Linked DNA regions of Homo sapiens: region 1 is linked to region 2. The links are chromatin contacts, found by POLR2A ChIA-PET in ENCODE. All regions are on one chromosome and are shown on one strand. Each heading gives the region's core, a stretch centred on a gene start or an enhancer-like site at or near the end of the contact. The rest is flanking DNA. Distances are from core to core; before and after follow the strand shown.

Region 1 (6,305 bases), core at 2,049-4,548, about 25 Mb before region 2:
CCTGTAGCCTCCAACTCTTGTGCTCACGCGATCCTCCCACCTCAGCCTCCTGAGTAGATGGGACTAGAGGCAAGCTCCACCATGACCAGGTAATTTTTGTATTTTTTGTAGAGAGGGGGTCTCACTATGTTGCTCAGGCTGGTCTCAAACATCTGGGCTCAAGCTATTTGCCCACTTCAACTTCCCAAAGTGCTGGGGTTACACATGTGAGCCACTGTGCCCAGTCCCAAATCCATTTTTGTTCTTCCCTCCTTCCATGGAAAAGTGAAAGTGAGCACACAGCTACCTACCACCTGTGTGACCTTGGCTGAAATACTTCCACTCTTTGGGCCTTAGTTTGTTCATCTGCAAAATAGTAATGATGGCCCGGCACGGTGGCTCATGCTTATAATCTCAGCACTTTGGGAGGTCAAGGTAGGTGGATCACTTGAGGCCAGGAATTCGAGACCGGCCTGGCCAACATGGCAAAACCCGGTCTTTACTAAAAAAAATACAAAAATTAGCCAGGCGTGGTGGCACGTGTCTGTAGTCCCAGTTACTTGGGAGGCTGAGGCAGGAGAATCGCTTGAACCTGGGGGATGGAGGTTGCAGTGAGCTGAGATTGACTCACTGCACTCCAGCCTGAATGACAGAATGAAACTCTGTCACACACACACAAAAGGGTAGGCCAGGCGGTGGCTCACGCCTATAATCCCAGCACTTTGAGAGGCCAAGGAGGTGGGTGGGTCACCTGAGGTCAAGAGTTGGAGACCAGCCTTACCAACATAGTGAAACCCCATGTCTACTAAAAATTCAAAATTAGCCAGGCATGGTAGCTCATGCCCGTAATCCCAGCTACTTGGGAGGCTGAGGCAGGAGAACTGCTTGAAGTCGGGAGGCAGAGGTTGCAGTGAGCCAAGATCGCGCCATTACACTCCAACTTGGGTGACAAGAGTGAAACTCCGTCTCAAAAAAAAAAAAAAGTAATGATAATCGTACCCGTTTCTTAGCGGTGTTTGAAGAGGTAAGTTATTAATGCAGGGATCATGGTATCTGGTACACTGCAAGCCCTTGATACATGTTCCTTGCTATTATTCTTCATCTTTTCCTCACACATCTCAGCAAATCGATTTGCCTCTTCTGGAGTCAGACAGAAATGAGTTCAAGTTCCGCTTTATTCTTGCTGTATCTTTAACCGAGTATCTTTAACTTGGCCTTTCTGTGCCTCAGTTTCCCTCCCTGTTAAACGGTGGTTACAGCTGTTTTCTTCAGTGGAAGACACTTAGAGATGGGGAGGCCCTTAGCACTCCTGTTAGCCCTCTGGCCAGGCCGAGGATCAGCTCTGGCCATAACGCGATTGAATGGGAAGGAAGGGAGCAGGTAATAGGGAAGCCGGGAAGGGGTGTCCTGCGAGCCTCCCCCCAACACCCCCCCCCCCCCGCAAAGGCTGGTGGGGCGCTGGGCTGCGGTGGCATCAGAGGCTTTAACCCTTCCCAGGCCGCGCCTCTCTCCCTGCGGTCCAGACACTGCGCCCAAGGAGGGGGCCTGGGAAGGACAAGGCCTGGGGGTAAGACCCACGCGTGGCGCGGAAGCTAGACCGGGTGGGGGGGTTGTGGGCTCGTCCTGCCCTCGACCCTTTGCCTCCCTCCAGCCGGGGAGACCCGGGGCTCCAGCCATGCCCCGTGCGCGCGGAGGAGGGATGCTCGCCAGGTGGGGACATACTTGGGGGAGGGGCTGTCGGCCCCCCTAGCAGCTCACCTGGGCCCGCGGCCGCCAGCGTCGCTGTCTCCGCTGCTCGCCGCGACCGACCGCCCTCCCTGTCGGCGTCCGCTGCCCGGCCCGGCCCGGCCCGGCCCAGCCCGGCTCAGCTCGGCCCCGCCGGCCCGCGGCTCAGCCAGATCCGCATGCGCCGCCGCGCCTCCCTCTCTCGCGCCGCCGCCGCGCTCAGCGCGCCCCCGGGACCCCCTCCCGCCCGCGGTCCCCGCGCCCCGCCGCCCGAGGCCCACGCGCAGTCACACCCGGCCGCGGCGTGGGGTGCACGGCTGCACTCGCGAGGGCACGGCGGCGTCACGCGCTGCACACTCCCACGGGGTCACGCTCGCCACGCTGCCATACTCGCGGGGGCCTCGGCGCACAAACTCACCCCCGCATCCACGCGCTTGCGCGCCGTCACTCCCTCCTGTGGGGTCTCACGGGGTCACACCCTCACGCCGTCACACGCGGCGTCCACACTGGAACGGTGTCACCCACCACCACACAAATCCAATAGGGTAACCACCGCCCACGCGGCGTCACACACAAATGCACCTGTCACACACAGCCGCACACTCCCCGGCAGTCACAAACAGTGTCATAGGCCCACACATCACGCACAGCTTCACAGCCACAGTGTCACACACTCTACACACTCGAACCTTCATAGCAGTCGCCCCGCACATGCTGCACCGCCGCACCTCACACATCATAGTCACAGGGGGTCACAATGAGCAGCTCAACACAGACACCCACAGCCACACACTCGAATGGGGTCCCGGTGTCACACATCCTTACACGAGACATGTGGTGTCACACACTGTCACAGTCTAATTAGTCTCACGCTTCCATGTAGCACACCTCACACGTCCCACACCCTATCGTACAGGCTGACGCAGTGTCACCCACGGTGTCACCACAAGGTCACAAAAGAACAGAATCAATGCCTGCCACACGTGGTGTCACGCACGTGTAGTCACACTGTAACACGGGATCACACTCAGAGGATGACACAAGGTGTCACCCACAGTCCTGCTTGCCCTCCGGGTCACTGAGTCACACAGGGTCATATAAGTGCATAGGTACGCCGTGACACAGTGTCTTACATCCAAGTGCACACACACACTCTGTCCTCCTAACTTTCTCCCCTTGCTGGTTCTGGGAGGCCCTGGGGCTTAGAGTGCGCCCCAGATCCGCTCCAGGCTCCGGGAGAGGGGGCGTGAGCTACGAGAGGCCGTGGGTGAGGCTCGCCTGGCCCCGCCCCTCTCCGGGAGGTGGAGCGCGGAGGCAGGGCGCTGAGTGACAAGTTATCTCGGCTCCGTCCACTCTATTTGTTGCTATGTGGAGGCGTGGCCTTCTGTGGCCCCGCCTTCCAGTCTAAGTGGCGCGCAGAGAGGGCGGTGCTGGACGGTGAGCGAATGCAAGCTGACGCCTGCCCCGCCCATCCGCGTTAGGCCCCGCCCCTTGACCTGAGCCGCGGGCGGAGAGTCTGAGGCGTGGCCCTTCGAGCCAGCTCCGCCCCGTTGTTCCTGGCTTGAGTAGGGCAGAGAGCACCGCCCAGCAGCCAGTGGGTTCCCGCGCGTGCCGAGACTCTGAGGCCTTGCACCCCCACGATCCCGTACGATGGCCGTCAAGAAGATCGCGATCTTCGGCGCCACTGGCCAGACCGGGCTCACCACCCTGGCGCAGGCGGTGCAAGCAGGCATGAGCCGGGGCGGGCGGGGCATGTCACGGGACAGACGGGCAGAACTTTAGGAAGGGGCACCATGGGGTCGGGCCGAGGCTGATTGGGGCCATGAGCGCCCCAGCCAGGTGTATGAGGACTCAGGGGCCAAAGCAAGTGGCCACGGGGGCAGAAATGGGGAAAGATGTGAGATCCAAGTTTATGTGAGTCCAAGCCAGAGAGGAATTGGCCCCGGGAGCCCCGGGAGGACTCCACTGGCACAGTCGTGTGTAAGTCCAGGGCTCTTATGCAATGCGGTTGTCATTATTGTGGTTGTGGTGGTGGTTGTTCGCACTCCCAGAGAGGATTTACTAAGCCAAGCTTGCTCTGTCGTCTCTTCACATGAGAGCTTTCAAAATGGGGTGGGAACTAGTATCACCCTACTTGACAGATGAGAAAACTGAGACCCAGAGAGTGACTTGCCCAATATCACACAGCTGTTAACTGACAGGACTGGGATTTGAACTCAGCTCATGCTCTTAACCACCACAAGTCCCCAGGCTGGAAACTGAAAAAGTTGGGGGGTCAGGTTGCTGCGAGTACCTAATGGGAAGGAGTCACAGAGAGACATGAGTGAAGACTTGGGGACAGCAGTCCTGGGAAAGTCAATGAGGGCTGAAAATTTGGAGTTGCCCCAGGAGAGAGGGCAGAAAAGGGGATAACCATCCCCCAGCACTCCCTGCCCCCACAGCCCAGACTTGACCAACTCCCAGCTGGGCCTGGGACTTCCAGATATGGGGCCCCACCCTTGCAGGCCTTGGGGACGCTGAAGATATTGACTATCTGCGTGCCCCAAAAGGGTGGAGGCCAACAGGACCCCACTCTGCTGTCTCCCTTGGAGGGACTCTGAAAGTTCTTCTCTAGGTCCATAACTCTCCCCTTCCCCAGGGAGACCACGTGAGGATCTTGACTTGTGGAGAATGGGGAGCTGTGGGCCTCTCAGTAAAAACCAGTTTGCTGATAAGCATTTATTCGGGAGTAATGGAGAAGGAAGTAAGAGAGAGAAGTTGAGAGGCGCTGAGTCACCTGGAAATCCACTAATTCCACCGAATTCCACTCGCCCACCCTGCTGGTCATAGCTGGGACTGCACTCAGAGGGTTAAGAACTGGAGCCTAGGGAGCTTCAGAGCTGTGGCTCTGAAAAATCTCTTCCCAGCTCTCAGCTTTGCTGTCCCCCTCAGCAAAGGGAAGGGCTGGCCAGGCACGGTGGATCATGCCTATAATCCCAGCACTTTGGGAGGCCAAGGCGGGAGGATGGCTTGAGGCCAGGAGTTTGAGACTAGCCTGGGCAACGTAGCAAGACCCCATCTCTACAAAAATACAAAAAAAAAATAAATTAGCTGGGCGTGGTGATGCATGCCTGTAGTCCCAGCTACTCAGAAGGCTCAGGTGGGAGGATTGCTTGAGCTCAGGAGTTCAAGGCTACAGTGAGCTGTGTTTGCACCACTGCACTCCAGCCTGGGTGACAGGGTGAGACCCTGTCTCTCAAATTTAAAAAAATACATAAAAAGAAAGAAAAAGAGGCTGGGTGCGGTGGCTCACGCCTGTAATCTCAGCACTTTGGGAGGCTGAGGCAGGTGGATCACGAGGTCAGGAGTTCGAGACCAGCCTGGCCAATATAGTGAAACCCCGTCTCTACTAAAAATACGAAAAATTAGCCGGGCATGGTGGCTGGTGCCTGTAATCGCAGTTACTTGGCAGACTGAGGCAGGAGAATAGCTTGAATCCGGGAGGCAGAGGTTGTGGTGAGCCGAGATTACGCCACTGCATTCCAGCCTGGGCGACAAGAGTGAAACTCTGTCTCAAAAAAAAAAAAATTAGCTGGGCACAGTGGTACGTGCCTGTAATTCCAGGTACTTGGGAGGCTGAGGCACAAGAATCGCTTGAACCTGGGAGGTTGCAGTGAGCTAAGATTGCATCACTGCACCACTGCACTCCAGCCTGGGTGACACAGCAAGATGAAAGGAAAGAAGGAAGGAAGAAAAGGAGGGAGGGATGGAGGGAGGGAGGGAGGGAAGGAAAGAAGGGAGGGAAGGAGGGAGGGAGGGAGGGAGGGAGGGAGAAGGGGCTTGGATTAACTGGAGTTCACAATGGTTCTGTAGGGCCAAGAGTCTTAACAGGCATGAACTCTGGTGCCAGCCTGCCCACATTCAAGTCACCAGCTCTGCGGCTTACAGCCTTTGTGACCAAATGCCTTGTCATCTGTGTACCTAGATATGTGTAAGATCATGACAAAACTGGTAGTACTTGCCCTAGGGCTCTTGGGATAATTAAATGAGATCTTATATAGGAGGTACTTAGACTAGCATTGAATTTTGCAGTCTCTGGATCAGACTTACTTAGGTAAAAATTCAACCTTCTCTACCTACTAGCTGTGTGATCCTGGCCCGGTTGCCTAAAATTGCCTCAGTTTCCCCATCAATGTGGACAGGATAATGATACCTACCTTGCAGGGTTGTTGCAACCTGATGCTTCTCAAACTGTGAGTTACAATGAGATCTGAAACATATGGTCACAACGTGTATCAACAATATAGGGTAACAAATGATGACATAGTATCAAAATGTATCACATGTTAAGTATTAGTTTTGTGAAACTCATTTTAATTATATATGTATGCGTTTGTGTACACCAGGTTAGGCAATGAAATTTTTTGTATTGATGGCTGATTTTTTTTTTTTTTTTTTTTTTTTTTTGAGACAAGAGTCTCACTCTGCCGCCCAGGCTGGAGTGCAGTGGCACAATCTTAGCTCACTGCAAGCTCCGCCTCCCGAGTTCAGCCATTCTCCTGCTTCAGCCTCCCAAGTAGCTGGGACTACAGGCGCCTGCCACCATGCCCAGCTAATTTTTT
Region 2 (6,561 bases), core at 2,180-4,679:
TCACCTGAGGTCAGGAGTTCGAGATCAGCCTGCCCAACATGGTGAAACCCCATCTCTACTAAAAATACAAAAATTATCCGGGCATAGTGGCAGGTACCTGTAATCCCAGCTACTCAGGAGGCTGAGGCAGGAGAATCGCTTGAACCCAGGAGATGGAAGCTGCAGTGAGCTGAGATTACGCCACTGTACTCCAGCCTGGGGGACAGAATGAGACTCTGCCAGAAAGAAAGAGAAAAAGAGAAAGAAAGAGAAGAAAGAGAAAGAAAGAAAGAAAGAAAGAAAGAAAGAAAGAAAGAAAGAAAGAAAGAAAGAAAGAAGGAAGGAAGGAAGGAAGGAAGGAAGGAAGGAAGGAAGGAAGGAAGGAAGAAAGAAAGAAAGAAAGAAAGAAAGGAAGAAAGAAAGAAAGAAAAAAGAAAGAAAGGAGGGAGGGAGGAAGGGGGGAGGGAGGGAAGGAAGGAAGGAAGGAGAAGGGAAGAAAGGAGAAGGAAGAGAAGGAAGAAAATATGGAAGAGGAAGTATATTTACTATTCATTAAGTAGAGAATCATCATAAAGGTCTTCATCCTCACCGTCTTCATGTTGAGTAGGCTGAGGAGGAGGAAGAGGAGGGGTCTTGCTGTCTCAGGGGTGGCAGAGGTGGAAGAGGAGGAAGGGGAGAGGAGAGGCAGGCACAGTCCATGTAATTTTTATTGAAACAAATCCAGATATAAGTTGACCCTCACAGGTCAAACCCATGTTGTTCAAGGGTCAACTGTACTCCGTATGACACTCTAGTGGTGGACATATGTCATTATACATTTGTCCAAACCCATAGAATGTACACCACCAAGAGCAAACCCTAATGGAAATGATGAACTTTGGGTGATAATGATGTGTCAGTGAAGGTTCATCGATTGTAACAGATATACCATTCTGGTGCTGGATAGTGATAATACGAGAGTCTGTGCATGTGTCAAGGCAGGGAGTAGAACTCTCTGTAACTTCTGCTCAATTTTGTCACGAACCTAAAACTGCTCTAGGCCAGGCATGGTGGCTCACGCCTGTAATCCCAGCACTTTGGGAAGCTAAGGCAGGAGGATCCCTTGAGTCCAGGAGATGAGACCAGCCTGGCCAACATAGCGAGACCCTCATCTCTATAAAAAATTAAAAATAGAGGCCGATGCGGGTGGATCACCTGAGGTCAGGAGTTCAAGACCAGCCTGGCCAACATGGTGAAACTACATCTGTACTAAAAGTACAAAAATCAGCCGGGAGTGGTGACGGGGACCTGTAATCCCAGCTACTCGGGAGGCTGAGGCAGGAGAATAGCTTGAACCTGGGAGGCAGAGGCTGCAGTGAGCCAAGATTGTGCCACTACACTGCAGCCTAGGCAACAGAGCGAGACTCTGTCTCAAAAAAAAAAAAAAAAAAAAAAAAAGCCTGTAATCCCAGCACTTTGAGAGGCCAAGACAGGTGGATCACCCGAGGTTGGGAGTTTGAGACCAGCCTGGCCAACATGCTGAAATCCCGTCTCTACTAAAAATACAAAAATTAACTGGAAGTGGTGGACGGGCACCTGTAATCTCAGCTCCTTGGGAGGCTGAGGCAGGAGAATCACTTGAACCTGGGAAGCAGGGCTGCAGTAAGCCAAGATTGCACCACTACACTCCAGCCTGGGTGACAGAGGGAGACCCTGCCTCAAAAAATAATAATAATAAAATAAAAAATAAAGCTGGGTGCAGTGGCTCACGCCTGTAATCCTAGCATTTCGGGAGGCCGAGGCAGGAGGATTGCTTGAGGCCAAGAGTTTAAGACCAACCTGGCCAGCATATCAAGACTCCATCTTTAAAAATAATAATAATAATAAAACTGTTCTAAAAAAGTCTTAAAATTATTTATCGGCCGGGCATGGTGGCTCACGCTTGTAATCCCAGCAATTTGGTAGGCCAAGTTGGGTGGATCACCTGAGTCAGGGGTTCAAGACCAGCCTGGCCTACGTGGCAAAACCCCGTCTCTACTAAAAATACAAAAATTAGCCAGGCATGGTGGCGCATGCCTGTAACCTGAGCTACTTGGTAGGCTGAGGCAGGGAGGCAGGAGAATTGCTTGAATCTGGGAGGTGGAGGTTGTAGTGAGCTGAGATCGTGCCATTGCACTCCAGCCTGGGTGACAGAGCGAGACTCCGTCTCAAAAAAAAAAAAAGTTATTGATGACTTAGATTTTCAACACTGCCTTAAATTTTGCGGCAAAGAGGATGCCTCAACCTAGTCCCTGCCTCAGCCCACAACCTTCATATGGTTCTACCAGGCAAAGCTCCTATCCCCAAATCCTGGGAAACGAGCTTGGAGGAGGACATTGTCTCTTACTCCCATGGGAAGTGTCCCCCATTCACTCTATCACTTAGCACCCTACATCCTGAGCTTCCACTATGTGCCCAGCTTTTTTCTGGGAGGTCCCCAGAAAGAGGACACCTGAGGAGGCCCCAGGGGTGGCCCCCAGGGGAATCCCAGGCCTGGCTCAGGCTGGACATTCCCAGGCCTGCCCTGGCTGAGTCTCCAGCTGGTGGGTCTCCTGGAAACTCCCCGGGCTGGTTTTGAGGTGGGAGCCCCACAGGGAAGCAATTTACATACACAACAGCCCAGTCATGTCAACCTGCCCCATCTGATGCCAGAATAAAGGGGAGATGGGTCCATTCTGCAGGTCTCAGTCATGGGCACCCGGAGAAGAGGAAGGACATTTCACTGTCAGCCCAGGTGAGTCCAGAAGCCAGCTCCTGGAACAATGCCAGGGTCCTGAACACTCAAGCTCAACCCCTGCTCTCAGCTACTGCTGGTGGCTTGAAATCAAGGGCTGGAACTGGATGAGAGGTGACAGCCCCTGGTCCCCATGGGCTCAGAGCAGGCCTCAGCAAACACTGTCCTCGGCCCCTGCACCCATGCTCTGCCTGAGCCTGAAGTGTTGGTTGCAAAAAAAAGCAGGAGGCAGTGCCAACTTCAGGCCTCAGCAAACACTGTCCTCAGCCCCCGCACCGATGCTGTGCCTGAGCCTGAAGTGTTGGTTGCAAAAAAAAGCAGAAGGCAGTGCCAACTTCAGGCCTCTGCTTCTCTCCTCTCCCTCAACACAGCCGGTCTTACCAGTACAGCAGGCGGCAGCTGAGAGTCCCCTCTGGTGGCCAGCAGCGGCTACAGAGCCGTCACTATGGGGAGGGACAGGACTTGAGGGGTTGCCTCGGTCCACCTCACTGGAGAATGGGCAGAGTTTATGGAGTCTGAACCACCTGGTCTCCAGGCCCCTCTGGGGATGGGCCTGGCTTACTGACCACTGACCTCAGCCTAGGAGGGACAGAAGAGACTGGGGGAGACCAGGATGCCCAGATGACCTTGACCCAGGGTACGCTGCCCCATGTCCCTGCTGCCTCCCGCCCACAGCTCTACGAGAGGCAGGTCTGTCATTCGCCGCTGGACTTTGACAGTGGTCAAAGGCTCTGCTCAGTTCTCTGTGCCTGTCTCCCTCCAGCACTGCCGAGGTTCTCTGCCGAGGCCAACCAGAAATACCCCTTGGAAGCTGGAATCCTGCAACAATGGCCCAGGGTGTCCTCTGGATCCTACTCGGATTGCTACTGTGGTCAGACCCAGGGACAGGTGAGTCAGGGGGCAGAGTCCTGGGACCAAACCTCTTGGCTCTGCAGAAGGCGTACTGCTGTCCCATCTATGTCTTGCCCTGCATGGAGTGAGGCTGGAGACTCAAGCTCTCAAAGAAGCTCCAGCATGGGGACATAGATATTCCCAGCTCCACAGAGTCAAGGCAAGGATAAGGGAAGGAATCTGGGGCCTGGAGAGCAAAAGTAGGGAAGGCTTCTTGGAGGAGGAGACATAAGAGCTAGGCTAGGAAGAAAGAGAAATGATTTGGGGGAGAAGCCAGAAAGGGCATTTTTTGCAGAGAAGAGCAAAGCTACACAGGTTAGGTGGTGGACTGGAGAAGAACCTAGATTCTAGACCAGGAGAGTGTGTCGAGTAAGACTTCCTGGATTCAAATTCTACTACTGGCCAGGCCTGTAATCCCAGCACTTTGGGAGATCAAGGCGGGCAGATCACTTGAGATCAGGAGATCGAGACCAGCCTGGCCAACATGGTGAAACCCCATCTCTACTAAAAATACCAAAAATTAGCCAGGCGTGGTGGCAGGCACCTGTAATCCCAGCTACCCAGGAGGCTGAGGCCAGAAAATTGCTTGAACTCAGGAGGTTGCAGTGAGCTGAGCACTACTGCACTCCAGCCTGGATGATAGAGCAAGACTCCGTCTCAAAAAAAAAAAAAAAAAACAAAGGCAAATCCTGCCTCTGCCACTTCCTTCCTGTGTGACCTTAGGCAGGTAACTTAACCTCTCTGTGCTTCAGATGCCTCATCTGTAAAGGGACACCATCTTAGTCCCTTTGTGCTTCTATATAGGCCAGGGTACCTGAAACTGAGTAAATTTGTAAAGAAGAGAAATTTACTTTCTTGCAGTTCTGCAGGCTAGGAAGTCCCAAATGCCAGTGCTTTGATCTTGGACTTCCCAGCCTCTAGAACTATGAGAAATAAATGTCTGTTCTTTTTTTTTGTTTTTTAGACAGAGTCTGACTCTGTCGCCCAGGCTGGAGTGCAGCAGCATGATCTCAGCTCACTGCAACCTCCACCTCCCGGGTTCAACAGATCCTCCTGCCTCAGCCCCCCAAGTAGCTGGGATTACAGGTGCCCGCCACCGCACCCGGCTAACTTTTGTATTTTTAGTAGAAACGGGGTTTCACCATGTTGGCCAGGCTGGTCTCAAACTCCTGACCTCAAGTGATCCGCCTGCCTCGGCCTCCCAAAGTGCTGGGATTACAGGCATGTGCCAGCACACCTGGCCAAATTTCTGTTTTTCATAAATTACCCAACCTCAGAGATCTGTTATAGCAGCACCAATGTACTAAGACAGGGGCTAAAAGGACCTACCTCACAAGAGTTGTGAAGACTAACTGCGTTAAATTATTAATATATAAGTCACCTAGACTAGTAGCTAGCACATAGTAAATGTTTACTGAAAGTTAGCTATTATTTGATAACCCATCTCTGAACCAGCTCTGAGCCTAACTTAGCATTTCTAGGTTTGCAGTTCAGCCACTGACATTTCCCCAACATGGCACAAGCCCATCCTGCTCTTCCCCCTGCCTCCCAGGCTATTTTATTTTATTTTATTTTATTTTAATTTAATTTTATTTTATTTATTTTATTTTATGATGGAGTCTCACTCTGTCACCCAGGCTGGAATGCAGTGGGGGGTTCTTGGCTCACTGCAACCTCCACCTCCTGGGTTCAAGCAGTTCTCCTGCCTCAGCCTCCTGAGTAGCTGGGGTTACAGGTGTGTGCCACCATGCCCAGCTAATTTTTGTATTTTTAGTAGTGACGGAGTCTCGCCATGTTGATCCGGCTGGTCCTGAGCTCCCGACCTCAGGTGATCCACCCGCCTCTGCCTCCTAAAGTGCTGGGATTACAGGCGTGAGCCACTGCGTCTGGCATTTTTTTTTTTTTTTTTTTTTTTGAGACAAAGTCTCACTCTGTCACCCAGGCTGGAGTGCAGTGGCGCAATCTCGGCTCACTGCAACCTCCACCTCCCATGTTCAAGTGATTCTCCCGTCTCAGCCTCCCAAGTAGCTGGGATTACAGGCACACACCACCATGCCTGGCTAATTTTTGTATTTTTATTAGAGATGGGGTTTCACGGTGTTGGCCAGGCTGGCCTTGAACTCCTGATCTCAGGTGATCCACTCACCTCGGCCTCCGAAAGTGCTGGGATTACAGGCCTAAGCCACCACAGCCAGTCCCAGGCATCTTTCAAAATACCTTTCCCTCTAACATCCCCAATTTTTAACTTCAATTCATCACAAAAGACCATCCATCTCTCCCTCTCACGATCTGGGGACTCTTCCACTTTTGTCCACTGCAATGTCACTACCTACCTTCTGCCACCTTCATCTCTCACCTCCACACTGTCTCCCCTTTTCTATCCTGGCACCCCAAAAATCCATTTCCTTATGGCAGCCAAACAAATCTAAGCCTAAGAAAGGAGTCTTAGAATGCCAGGTTCGTCACACCTCTGTCCTGCTCATAAATCTGCCATGGCTCCCCAGTACTCACAGACAGTCTGAGCTCCTTAACCAACAGGCAATAGTCTGTGTACCTCACTTTCCTCATCTACACAAGGATAGTGTTGGGGGTCATGGGGTTATCAGATGGAGGGCTGGGAGCATTGGGTAGATGTGGAATCAATACAAGGAGGCTCAGGAATGGGTGGGGCTGGGCTAACACATTCTTTCCTCCTGCAGCCTCCCTGCCCCTGCTCATGGACTCTGTCATCCAGGCCCTGGCTGAGCTGGAGCAGAAAGTGCCAGCTGCCAAGACCAGACACACAGCTTCTGCGTGGCTGATGTCAGCTCCAAACTCTGGCCCCCACAATCGCCTCTACCACTTCCTGCTGGGGGCATGGAGCCTCAATGCTACAGAGTTGGATCCCTGCCCACTAAGCCCAGAGCTGTTAGGCCTGACCAAGGAGGTGGCCCGACATG

What was found. ChIA-PET counts read pairs that join two places held with the same protein, here RNA polymerase II (POLR2A).
Region 1: POLR2A ChIA-PET joins it to region 2 with 10 read pairs in B cell. The contact joins the promoter of BLVRB here to the promoter of PGLYRP2 in region 2. POLR2A ChIA-PET finds 5 or more read pairs at or near these places in 2 of 52 experiments (B cell and OCI-LY7).

The regions. Positions count from the first base shown.
Region 1 is chr19:40,462,738-40,469,042 of GRCh38, reverse strand. BLVRB (biliverdin reductase B) reads left to right here and starts at 3,298. Exons shown (of 5, transcript NM_000713.3): 1 at 3,298-3,433. The coding sequence starts at 3,355. SPTBN4 (spectrin beta, non-erythrocytic 4) reads right to left here and starts at 2,042. Exons shown (of 36, transcript NM_020971.3): 1 at 1,738-2,042. RefSeq lists a silencer at 2,884-3,083 and an enhancer at 4,105-4,224.
Region 2 is chr19:15,476,369-15,482,929 of GRCh38, reverse strand. It overlaps PGLYRP2 (peptidoglycan recognition protein 2), which reads left to right and starts at 3,429. Exons shown (of 5, transcript NM_052890.4): 1 at 3,429-3,619; 2 at 6,322-6,561. The coding sequence starts at 3,559.